Linked DNA regions of Homo sapiens: region 1 is linked to region 2. A link is a contact called in ENCODE Hi-C or POLR2A ChIA-PET data. All regions are on one chromosome and are shown on one strand. Each heading gives the region's core, a stretch centred on a gene start or an enhancer-like site at or near the end of the contact. The rest is flanking DNA. Distances are from core to core; before and after follow the strand shown. Region 1 overlaps ZBTB20 (zinc finger and BTB domain containing 20). Region 2 overlaps ZBTB20 (zinc finger and BTB domain containing 20).

The links. Hi-C counts contacts between places; a loop is a spot of excess contacts on that map. ChIA-PET counts read pairs that join two places held with the same protein, here RNA polymerase II (POLR2A). Pooled maps may share reads with other maps.
Region 1: a loop to region 2 is called in a map of HepG2, with 2.1 times the contacts of the local background. The contact joins two enhancer-like sites. A Hi-C loop is called at or near these places in 4 of 168 maps with a recorded cell type or tissue (Calu3, HepG2, MCF 10A and 1 more) and 4 of 50 pooled maps. POLR2A ChIA-PET finds 5 or more read pairs at or near these places in 1 of 52 experiments (BJ).

Annotation. Positions count from the first base shown.
Region 1 is chr3:114,703,886-114,709,444 of GRCh38, forward strand. All of the region lies in intron 5 of ZBTB20 (zinc finger and BTB domain containing 20), which reads right to left. Among named protein-coding and RNA genes, the nearest start is that of MIR4796, 37 kb to the right of the region's middle. Within about 2 kb of position 2,871, at least 5 of the 41 ENCODE cell types and tissues checked have a DNase peak (open chromatin) inside an H3K27ac peak, as active enhancers do.
Region 2 is chr3:114,516,699-114,522,260 of GRCh38, forward strand. The region is part of intron 6 of ZBTB20 (zinc finger and BTB domain containing 20); the gene reads right to left. It overlaps ZBTB20-AS5 (ZBTB20 antisense RNA 5), which reads left to right. Exons shown (of 3, transcript NR_121661.1): 2 at 1,818-1,901; 3 at 2,945-3,434. Among named protein-coding and RNA genes, the nearest start is that of ZBTB20-AS5, 66 kb to the left of the region's middle. Within about 2 kb of position 2,878, at least 3 of the 41 ENCODE cell types and tissues checked have a DNase peak (open chromatin) inside an H3K27ac peak, as active enhancers do.

The sequences.
Region 1 (5,559 bases), core at 1,621-4,120, 190 kb after region 2:
GCAAATCACAGCCTGTGGACGAAAGGGATCCAGGTGTCACATTTGCCAAATCTTTTTGCAAGACTGGAATAGATATTCTTTTCTTATTTATTTTTTGTTGTATGGCAGTATTTTTAGGAGTGGTGACATTTCTGTACTTTTAAAAACACAACACTACACAGCACCTAAAAACTTTCCTAAATCAAATAATTAACAGTAATAAATCTTCCTGCTAATTTCTCCTCAAAGTTGAAAGAAAGGTTATTTTCTTACCTCACACTGAGCCTTCTGATATGACAGTGTCATTCAGTCAATAATTTCAATGTCAGTTACTGATTTCTAACTCTTTTATTACAAAGACTTCAAGCAATAATGAAATGGTGCTGATCTGCTTGCTTTCACTCTATATAACGTCTATATTTATATGCTTATGCTTCTATTTGGATCTATATTTATCTGCTTTATCTGCCTACAGTGCATCTGTTTCTCATACACACAGACATATATTTATATATATACACACATACTGTATATATATATATAGGTTATATATAAACACACATACCCACAAAAATGTATGAATGTATGCTAGTGAGCTTACTTCAACAACCATGCAGGTGCATAAATATTCAGGCACATGACAAATATACAAAGAACATAAATGAACATGTAAACATAGTTACACAGGAAAAAGAATATCTTAACAACAGCCCTGTCTGCCATACTTGGCTGTTGGCCTTTGAGACTTATACACTGTTGAATGATATGTCATAGACTACTCTGAGAAGCAGAAAAATCTTCTGAAGGCAAAAGTATATGACTAAATCAAGATAATGAATTCTAACTCTCTCATTTTCGCAATGAGGAGTCTGAGATACTAAGGTGAACAGCAAAGATTTTACAGCTTTCTGGAGGCAGAGCTGGAAGTTTTACCCAAGTCTCTGCCTGCTAGACAAATGCTCTTTCTACTACTATGCTGAATTGAAAGGATGAAAACAATTTTTTCAAACCCAATATCATTATTTTCTAATTGCCACTCTTTCCCATTTTTCCCTTTTCTTGCTGTGTGAAATGTAAACAAACAACATTCACTCAGGGTCAGGCACTGTTCTAAATATTCTATATGTACTATACCATTTAATCTGTAAAATATCTCTATATAGTAGGTATTATTATTCAAAATCTTAGTTTAGTGAATTAAATAACTCACTCAAAGCTACACAGCTAGTAAGGAAAAGGGCTGAGCTCCCATAATACTCAAGACCCATGTTTTTCTCACTTAACTATGATGCCTTCCCTAATACATATTTGTATATAATACTAACCCTTCCCTCACCACCACAGCCTGATAGTCTTAGAAATCTAATATTTGATCTGTTTCAGAACACATAACAAGTTTAAAGGTTCTCTCAGCCTGAGGAAAAAAAATAAAGGGAAGTAGAGCAGGTATAAGTTACATCCCTAGTATGCAGCACATGCCCTATACTAGAGAACTGAAATATGCAAAATTCCCCCCCAAAATTACTCCAATGATAGTGTGATGTGATTTAAAGCCTTAATAACTTCCAGTCTATGAACATTTTATGTCTTTTGCAAAGGATTATGGCAAACTGATAATATAGAATCAGATTGGAAATAAGACCACAAGAAGGCAAAGGGAAAATAGCAAAAGGAAGAAAGACCCACACCCACTTCTTCTTCCTCTCTTGGCACAACACTTCCAAAAACAAACACCCATTAAAAACAACAAACCCAGTATCAAAATTTGGTATTTTTTTCCCCACTCAAGTGTTAGAGACAAATTCAGAAAAGAAACTAAGTCTACGTATGGTAGGTAGTTTTATACAAATCTCTTCAGATAGTAACCAGTTGTGAGCCATCCGAACACGGAGGAATTTTACACTTTGGCCAGCTAACCCAGAACCCAGCACTGGGAGATGTCATGTGGATTTGTGAAACTCCCTGGGGCATACTGCATCCATAAGCCAAAGAACAGAAATTATACTGATCCATACATGCAGCTCTTCATCTGTGCCATATTGATAATTACTCTTCATTTGTGAATTAAATCCTAGTTATAAAAACAACTTTCAGACATTTGTCACAAATGGCACATTTTACTTAACTCTTTCATAACACCATCTAGCCACGGTCTATAGGAAATGGGAGCTACCATACTCCCATATAGGTCATGATATTATAGGAAGAATATGATGTAGAGAAAGAGAGAGAGAGAGAGAGACAGACTTGAGTTTGAATCCCAGGTTTTCCATTTATTAACAATAAAGCTGTAGGCACATCACTTAAATGATTCTGAAACCTCATTTTCATCACCTGTGGAATAAAGAATAAAACCACCTATTTTGCAGGAACGTTGTGAAGATTAGAGACATCCCAGCACAAAGACCCCCTCATAAAAGGGGGCATTAAATATTAATTATTGTATATTTAAGAAGTCTATTTGTGTGTGACTTTCTCTTGTATTAATGATACATAAATCTGCTGGGAGTAACAGAAGATGTGAGGTACTTTTTATGCTTTTTTAATCAAAGACAAACTTTTTGGTGATCACATGTGTTCCATGTAAAAGTGGAAATAAAAGCATATCACAGTGTAACATTTTCAGTGGACGATTTTAAAGCACTTAATAACCCTTGACTTTTTGTGATTGCTGGCACTCTCATTTAACAGTTGGGCAAAATGGGGTTCAGAGATACATCCTCCAAATCAGTAATAATAATAAAGAAATCACCAGCAGGGGTTAGTAGAAAGTCTGTTTTTAACATCTAAATCCCACAGTGTCCAGCTAAGGAATAACTGCTGCAAGGTCACAGATACAAAAGGCCACACTTTCCCCAAAGCTCTTTGAGATTATTCACTGAGGCCAAAACATTAGGTAATGCTGTGTACATCTGCTGAGATAACAAGGGTGAGTCAGGGTTAGGTCACGGTTTCAGGTTAGAGGGGTGGGGTGAAGAGTGGCTTTCAGATCAAATGACGAGAGTAGTTTAATTTAAGCAAAGAACAAACCATACAGTATTTTAAGTAAGAGGGGAAAAAAAGGGGGTGCAACTACAGCCAAGAGAAGGTGGGTGGGAATATAGACCCTGTGGGGGTCAAATGGGTAACTGTGGCTCAAAGAGGAAACCCACCCACATTCACACACACTGAAAAGCGAACAAAAAGCCCAGGGTGCAGCATAAATCCTGCTATCCCAATAACACACACAGATGTTCCACCATTGTTTTCTTTTATGCACATTTTAATTAAGAGATCAGAATCAAGCATTAAAATGTTATTAAATGGCTTGTTTACATTTTTGCTATATGTCATTTATAATGCATTTTCTAAATGTGTGTATATCTATTCGGAAGGACTATTTGGAATTTTTACATCAGTGCTACAATTGTCCCACTAACTCACAGTCATTTTTGCTAACCAAATATGTGTCAGAAATCCTTTTCAGTTTAAGCAACTGGACAGGAGCTCTCACTCTTTAATTCTCAGTCAAGCAATTCCCTACCCCCAATCACACCTCCTTTAAGCATGACAAAGTCCACCACAGTACTTCAAGACAATAGGAAGGCCCAGGTACACTGGCAACCTTTCTGATTTTTCACAAGAGTCCCAGTTTCAAATATTCTCCCATTGTGCTCACAAGAAAATAGTCTTCATATACATGCCCGACCCTTTCCCTAGAACAGTTTTGAAAATGTCGGGAACTCAAAGCTACCACATGAAGGACCCTGACCTATGAGTGTCCCCTGGAGGGGACACAGTGGAAGAAGCGGGAACTAGTAGATTTTTTTTTCCTCCCCACAATCCATCTTCTATTTGCAGTCTACAACTTATCCCTATTTGCCTGGGCAGGAATTTGAGTTCTCTATATTATTCTGGAGTTAAAACAGGTATGCCTTTCCCGTCTCTCAGATTCCACAGATATCATGACTGATGCACACAATCCACCTGCATATGTGGATCACAAGTATCCTGTAGTCTGCTGGCACCATATAACTTAATTACTTTTAACCACAGGGCATTGTCCTAGAAGCCCACTATTTATATTGTACCTTATCAATCATGGTACTTGGAATTGCAAAGTCTCAGAAAGCAGGAATCATATCTCCTCCACGTTCAGTTCAATGCCTAATGCATTGTGAGTGTTCAGTTAGGACAAGCAAGAGAGGTAAGGTTTTTTCTTTCTTTTTGTTATTTGTTTGTTATCCAGGATAAGCAGAATGCTTGTACAGAACATGCATAAGAAAGAAACGCAATCTAATCTCACTGTCAATTTATATTCTGTAAACTGTCTCATTTGCAGCATAAATGACTACAAAAATGTTTTGGTTACTCTAAGTGTTAACCTTAAGGTAAGAGTTAAATTAAGTCTGCTATAACTGGTGGACCAGAAAGGACTCAGAGAAAAGCAACAGCATGGCTTTGAATCAAATCACTTTTGGAAGAAAACTTTAAGATGTTACCACCGAAAAAATAAAACTGGCAAAATGCTCTGGAGGGCATCTTAGCAATATGCATCAAAAATTTAAAAAATATATGAAGACTGTTGACCCAGAAATCTCACCTCTAGGAATGTATCTAAAGGAATTACTCAAAGATCTACACAAAGATTTAGAAGCAAGAATGTTTACCATGGCATTATTTATAATTGTGAAAGACTGGTAACCTTGTCTGACAATAGAGAGTTGATTAAATAAATGACAGTACATTCCTAGACTTAAATACTATGCAGTTTAAGAAATCATATTTTAGATACCACTTAATTACATGAAGAAATGTTTTTGGAATACTGTTAAGTGAAAAGGCATATAACCAACAATATATGTACAGGAAAATATATTGTTTAAGTAAATATTGCTAAGTTAAATATTGTTAACTTAAATATTGTTTAAGAAGTGATAGTTGTGTACACACAAAGTGCAAAAAGACCAGAAAACACTAGAAGTGCTTGTTTCTGGGTAGAGAAATTATAAATAATTTTTGTTTATTTGAACTTTTCCATAATAAAAGCACATTTATTTCATAGTAAAATATTACTTAAAATATTCATCTATACCAACCTTCCTTCTCTAAAGGCCTAAAAGTGACCCTCTGTAGGCACTCTTTTGTCTCTAGAAGTCTTCCTTCTCCTGTTTTTATAGATGTATGTGTTGCATTCTAAAATCTTAAGTATTTGGGACTATGTAGTTATAAAAGATACCCTACCAATTAAACAAATAAAAAATCTTATTAAATCTGTGGTTTTAATCTTAGGTTCCTGCTTAGAAAAAATACCAATTTCTCTTTAAGTCCTATATTTTGCTTTCAATTCAGCCTCCATAGTATTAATTAGTTATATTATTTAGGCCTGCAGCAGAACAGTTTCATAGTTCTTCTCATTCTCACAGTTCTTTGTAAGAGACACCACCCCTCTCATGGTTCTTACTCACCCCTACACCCACAATTGACCATAGGTAATTGTGCAAGAGACCACAAATAGAAAGAAAATGAAGGAAGCCTTAAAAGGCCAAGGTAGTTCCAAGTTATAAAACAGAGAAAGGCTGAAAATTTAGGCAGAGATGT
Region 2 (5,562 bases), core at 1,628-4,127:
GAGAAACTTAAACACAGACATGCACACAGGGAGAACATCATGTGACGATGACGGCAGAGATTGGGGCTGATGCTTCTATAAGCCAAGGAACACCAAAGATTGCCAGGAAACCACCAGAAGCTGGGTGGGAGTCACGGAACTCACAGCCTTAGAAGGAGCCGACCCTGTTGATACTTTAATCTTGAACATCTAGCTTCTATAACTGTGAGACAAAAAATTTCTGTTGTTTAAGCCACTCAGTTTGTGGTAGTTCGTTACAAAGCCCCAGAAAACTGATATACTCAGTAAAAGAAAAAATCTTCAGTATATTGGAATCAGTTCTTTCACTCATCAGGTACTTACTGAGTGCCTACTATGTGCTAGGAACTGCTCTAGGATATTGAATGAATGACTAAGAACTTCATCACGTTACTGCATTTTTTGTTCACTAATAAGTAATCAATCTATCAATCAATATATTAATAGATGAAATGCCTATCATTTATTTTATCAGCAAACATTTGTTGAGTATCTCCTATGTGTCAGACATCGTTCTAGGCACAGAGGATAACATTATTGGCAGATCAAGTTCTCCACCTTGTATAGTTTAAATTCCAGTAGAGGGAACATATATTAAACAAGAAAATAAGTAAATAAGATATGTAATTTTACTCTGTTTCTGACACTGAGAGTCATAGGCATTTATCCTCTAAATCACTGAACAAAGCTTGGAACTAGATAGCGAACATGTTACTTCACAGTTTACAAAGTAATAAGGAAGACAATGAGGTCTCATACTAGAGGCACGTTAAACCACAGGCAGTGTGCAGGCTTAAAGTGTTTGGGAAGGACATCCCAAAAGCTAGGTTTCTTAGTCAGTTCGTCAGTCAATCAACACATATTTCTTTTTTTTTTTTTTGACCAAATTTCTCTCTGTTGCCCAGGCTGAAGTGCTGTGACACGATCTCGGCTCACTGCACCCTCTGCCTCCCGGGTTCAAGCAATTCTCTGCCTCAGCCTCCCTAGTAGCTGGGATTACAGGCACCTGCTACCATGCCCGGCTAATTTTTGTATTTTTAGTAGAGATGGGATTTCACCATCTTGGCCAGGTTGGTCTTGAATTCCTGACCTCATGATCCACCCGCCTCGGCCTCCCAAAGTGCTAGGATTACAGGTGTGAGCCACTGCACCCAGCCATTTGACATGTATTTTTTAAGCGCTTACTGTATACCAGGCCCTATGCTGAAGATAGTAGAACTGTGGACAGAGCCAACATGGTACTATTACCCACTGAGCTCACATTCTAAGGGGAAAAATTTGAACAACAAATCTCACAGTCCGTTCTTTATCATATATCCTCATAAGAATACATAAAGGGGGTTAGGAGATCACCTGGGTCAGAGGACTGGCCCATGAGGGGTTTCCAAGGGGCCTTCCTTGAAGATGTGGTGCCCGGACACTGCTTTAGGGCTGGGGTATGGGTATTGGTTTGAGCAGGGTCATGAAGTTTTCGGTTTCTTCTTCCTCATCCCCTTTCAACCATGTACACACATTTCAAATACTTAAAAGCATTCTTCAAATATACTAAGAACACCAAGAACTAAACACAAGAGAAGGACTCTCCAGAGGAAAGGGGCCAAAAATAGAAGAGAAAAAAAACCCCTAATCTCACCATTTGTTTTGAAAACACCCAAAATGATTAAAACATATTATAAACTAAAACATATGAACTAATCACTTGCCAAGTTTCATTTTTAAATCAAAGCCGTTTTGAGGTTCATAAACTGAAAAAAGAATCTTCAAATATGAACTTGTGTTTTTCTTTTCTTGGCCCTCAGTTGGCTTGAAGCATTTGCTGTTATGCTGTGTGGAGGGAAGGGGAACCTGCTAGTTAGGAACATGTGGCATGCATGTACTAGAAGGTAAGCTCCACAAGATCATGACTCTTCACAGTGGTATCCCTGGTAAGTAGAAGAGTGCCTGAAAGATAACAGGGGCTCAATAAATACCTGCTGAATGATCAACTAGTGAATATTCTGGGCCCTTTAAGGGATTCTCCAACTCTCTTTTCTTACCCAAGCTGCATCTTGCTTTAGGCCAGTGGTTCTCAACCTGGGGCTAATTTTTGCCCCCAGTCAGGGGATATCTGTATTTTTTGTTGTCACAGTTAGAGAAGTTCCTACTGGCATTTAGAGGGTAGATGCCAGGGACGCTGCTAAACATCTTACAGTGCACAGGACAGCCCTGTTCCACAGAGATTTATCTGGCCCCAAAGGTTAATAGGGCCAAAGTTATGAAACTCTGATTTATGCCCTTTGTTTCTATTGGGCTGTACCTGGGAGTCAGATCCTCTGCATATTTGGAATGAAGTTCAGTCCTAAAGGAAGCACCCCAGAAAAGCCTCATTGCTTCATCCTCATTCCCTTCAAGACCTAATAGAACTGCCCCCACTCTAAGGCAGGCTCAGAGAGAGCCAATTTTGCCTTTTGTCCTCCCTGGGTCAACAATGCAATTGCTAGGGAAATCATCTGAAAAAGTCTGTCTCTACAATGCAAGTAAATAATTTTTACAGTACATTGGTAATTTCCCTGAGCTTACCTAAGCATATATACTAATTTAGTAAAATTCTCTTGTTTACAAACTAGTCATGTATCTGCAGGAAAAAAAAATCTCCTCAAGTTCAACCAGTTTATCCATGTCTGCTCAGGATCAGTACATGACTCTAGCTTTATTCATGATAAATAAGATCAACTTCAAGAATTCCATCAAACCCCAGTAATGTGCCTTTAGAGAGACTGGGCTTATAGCATTTCCTCTGCCACCCTCCTTGCCCTGCATATTAAAATACAGGTATCTGATTCCAGTTTCAATGGGGAAACTTCTGTCGTGCCAGAGGAGGGCATGCGCTGATTTCCCCACTCTGATGGTTGCTCTAGTAATCTTGGTGTTGTGGCATGTTTCCCAGTTACCATAGAGACTGCATACACTAAGACTGCAGCATTGTGATTGGTGGGAAAGATACATTTTGCAGAAGCTTTTCTGGAGAGATAAAGGTAAGACACGAGAAAGAAAGTGAGACTGCCAATAAAGGGGCAGAGCACAGAGAAGTCCCAAACAACCATACATTCTAGAAAACTGGGACAGCAGAGATTACAACTACTGCTATAAAACTACATAAACTGTTCACTCAATGGCTGCCTGTCAGGAAAATTTCAAGTATTGTCAGACAGAACAGACACAAGATATTCTAGAATAAAAAGGTAAACAAGTAAACCTACTGAGGTTATAGGGGTGACAAAAGGGAAATGGCAAGAAAACATTTAAAAATGATTCAATGCTAGAAAAAAAAAAGAATCTCAGAGAGCAATAAAATTTAAAGTTACATTTAACTTTAAATGTAGGCTGACCTTTGGGGAATTATTTAAATTCTGAGTACCTCTGCTTCCTTCCCTATGAAAAAGAAAAAGAAAAAAAGAATAAAGATGGAAATAGAAAGAATAAAGATGACTTCTCTCTCACTGTTTAACAGGAGTCTCTTTAAATATCTCAATAATTTGACATTATATCAGTTGAATATGATGTACCCCCCACACAAAAATCAGACAAAAACACTTAAAGGGGGTGATAAATAGGGGGACGTCATTAACAATGCAAATTGACTCATTCCATAGTTTCTTAGAGTAATGAGTCAACTGACTACGTGATCTCATGTACATAATTTTGTTCGGCATGAGATTTTGAGGTATACAATTACTACAGAAATCAAGGTATACCTGCAATGTAAAGGGTAAATCGTAGGCATTTTAAATGAAAGCTGGGGATAGGATGTGTGTTGGTTTGAGGGATGAGTGGGAGTGGATTTAAGAGAAAATCAGTCTAGGAAAATATCACATAAGTGTTTGTAAGTTCCTTGATATTCAGGTCTGTATCTTGTAATGCTTTATTAAACATATTTCAGACTAATATGTCCATTGCCTACTGGACATTCATATCTCCCTGTTTTTAAATACCTTTCAAATCTGTATCTTGAGCCATTACTTATCTCTTGACCTCTAACCCTTTATATCAAATGAATTACTAGACAATTACAATTAGATATTCCAAAAGCATCCTAAATTCAACATGTCAAAGCTGAACTCATCTTTTCCTTCAAACTTTCTCTTCCTCCTATGTTCCCTATGTGAGTAAATATTAATAGTATTACCATTCACCCATCTGCCAAAGTTCCATACCTAGGAAGAATCATGGTTGCTTTTATCTCACCTTCAAATAATCACCCGTGCATATAGATGTGCAATCCTAATAACCAAAGGAGGCCTTTTTTGAATAGAAAGCAATATTTACAGTTAATTGGGTTTTGAACTAATATTAATTTATTAAACTTACAAATTTTAAAAGCCTAGTTTTCTTTACACCTTTACCTGTTAAAAACACACATATATTTTTCTATGTCTTAATATAGCAATTTTTGCATAAAATAAGAAAAATTACTTTCAGGAAGGGTGAGATTACTAGACAAAAAAATTTGGGACCTCAAACTATTTCAACTGTCAGTCAGAATGTTAAAAGAATGAGAGTTAGGGTCTGATCTGGGAACACCTTTCAAATGATTTTGCCAAGGTCACCAGTAGACACACTGAATGTTTTTATAGTCACTCTGAAAATGAGAAATTTTACGTCTATACCCTACAAAGGAAAATTTACAATCCAGGTCCTCTATGTTTAAGTTTCATTCTTATCTAACTCTTTTATAATCACTTTCCACTTTATAGCCTGATAAAGGTAGACAATATTTTGTGTCTCCACTAACCAGGTTTCTTGAATCTAGTGCCCTTTCACTTCATAACGTTTTTCACATTTCTACCTCTCTCATCCCCATTGCACCACATTAGCTCAGAGCATCATTATCTGTCACTTGTAATATTGCGACAGTACATTGTACTATATTTTCTTAAGTTTCTGAGTCTTTGCACATGTCACCACCTGTGTCTAGAACACCCATATTCCCTGATAAACATTTACTGAATGAAAAAAAAGTTAATAAATGCTTTGGATGTTGCTGCTTTGGGTGCTGAACAGAAATAGTGGCCTATCTAAGATTCTGGATAAGCCTGCATAAAGCACTCTTACTTTCAAAATTAATTTTGAAGAATAAGAAAATTTTGCCATGGAGAATCATGGAGCCTATGCCACAATATTATGTTTTGCATTTAATAAAACACCTCCAAACCCAGGGAAAGAATCAGTTATTACTTCCTTCAATTCATACAACGAATATTTACTGAACACTCTCTATGTGCCAGGCTCTGTACTAGGCACTGAGGATTTCTTAGAGCATAGAACAGGCAAAAAACAAACAAACAAAACCGAAAAAAACCTCACAATCATGGGGCTTATATTCCATGGCAAGAGGAAATAAATGTGTAAATAAAATATATATTTTGTCTGAAGGCAGTAGGTGCTATGAACCAAAAGGGGTGGAAAGCTAAATGTTAAATACAGTGGTTATGAAAGGCCTTACTTAGAAGTGAAAATTGAGCAAAGACCTGAAGATGATAAGCAAACAAGCCTTATCTGGGGAAA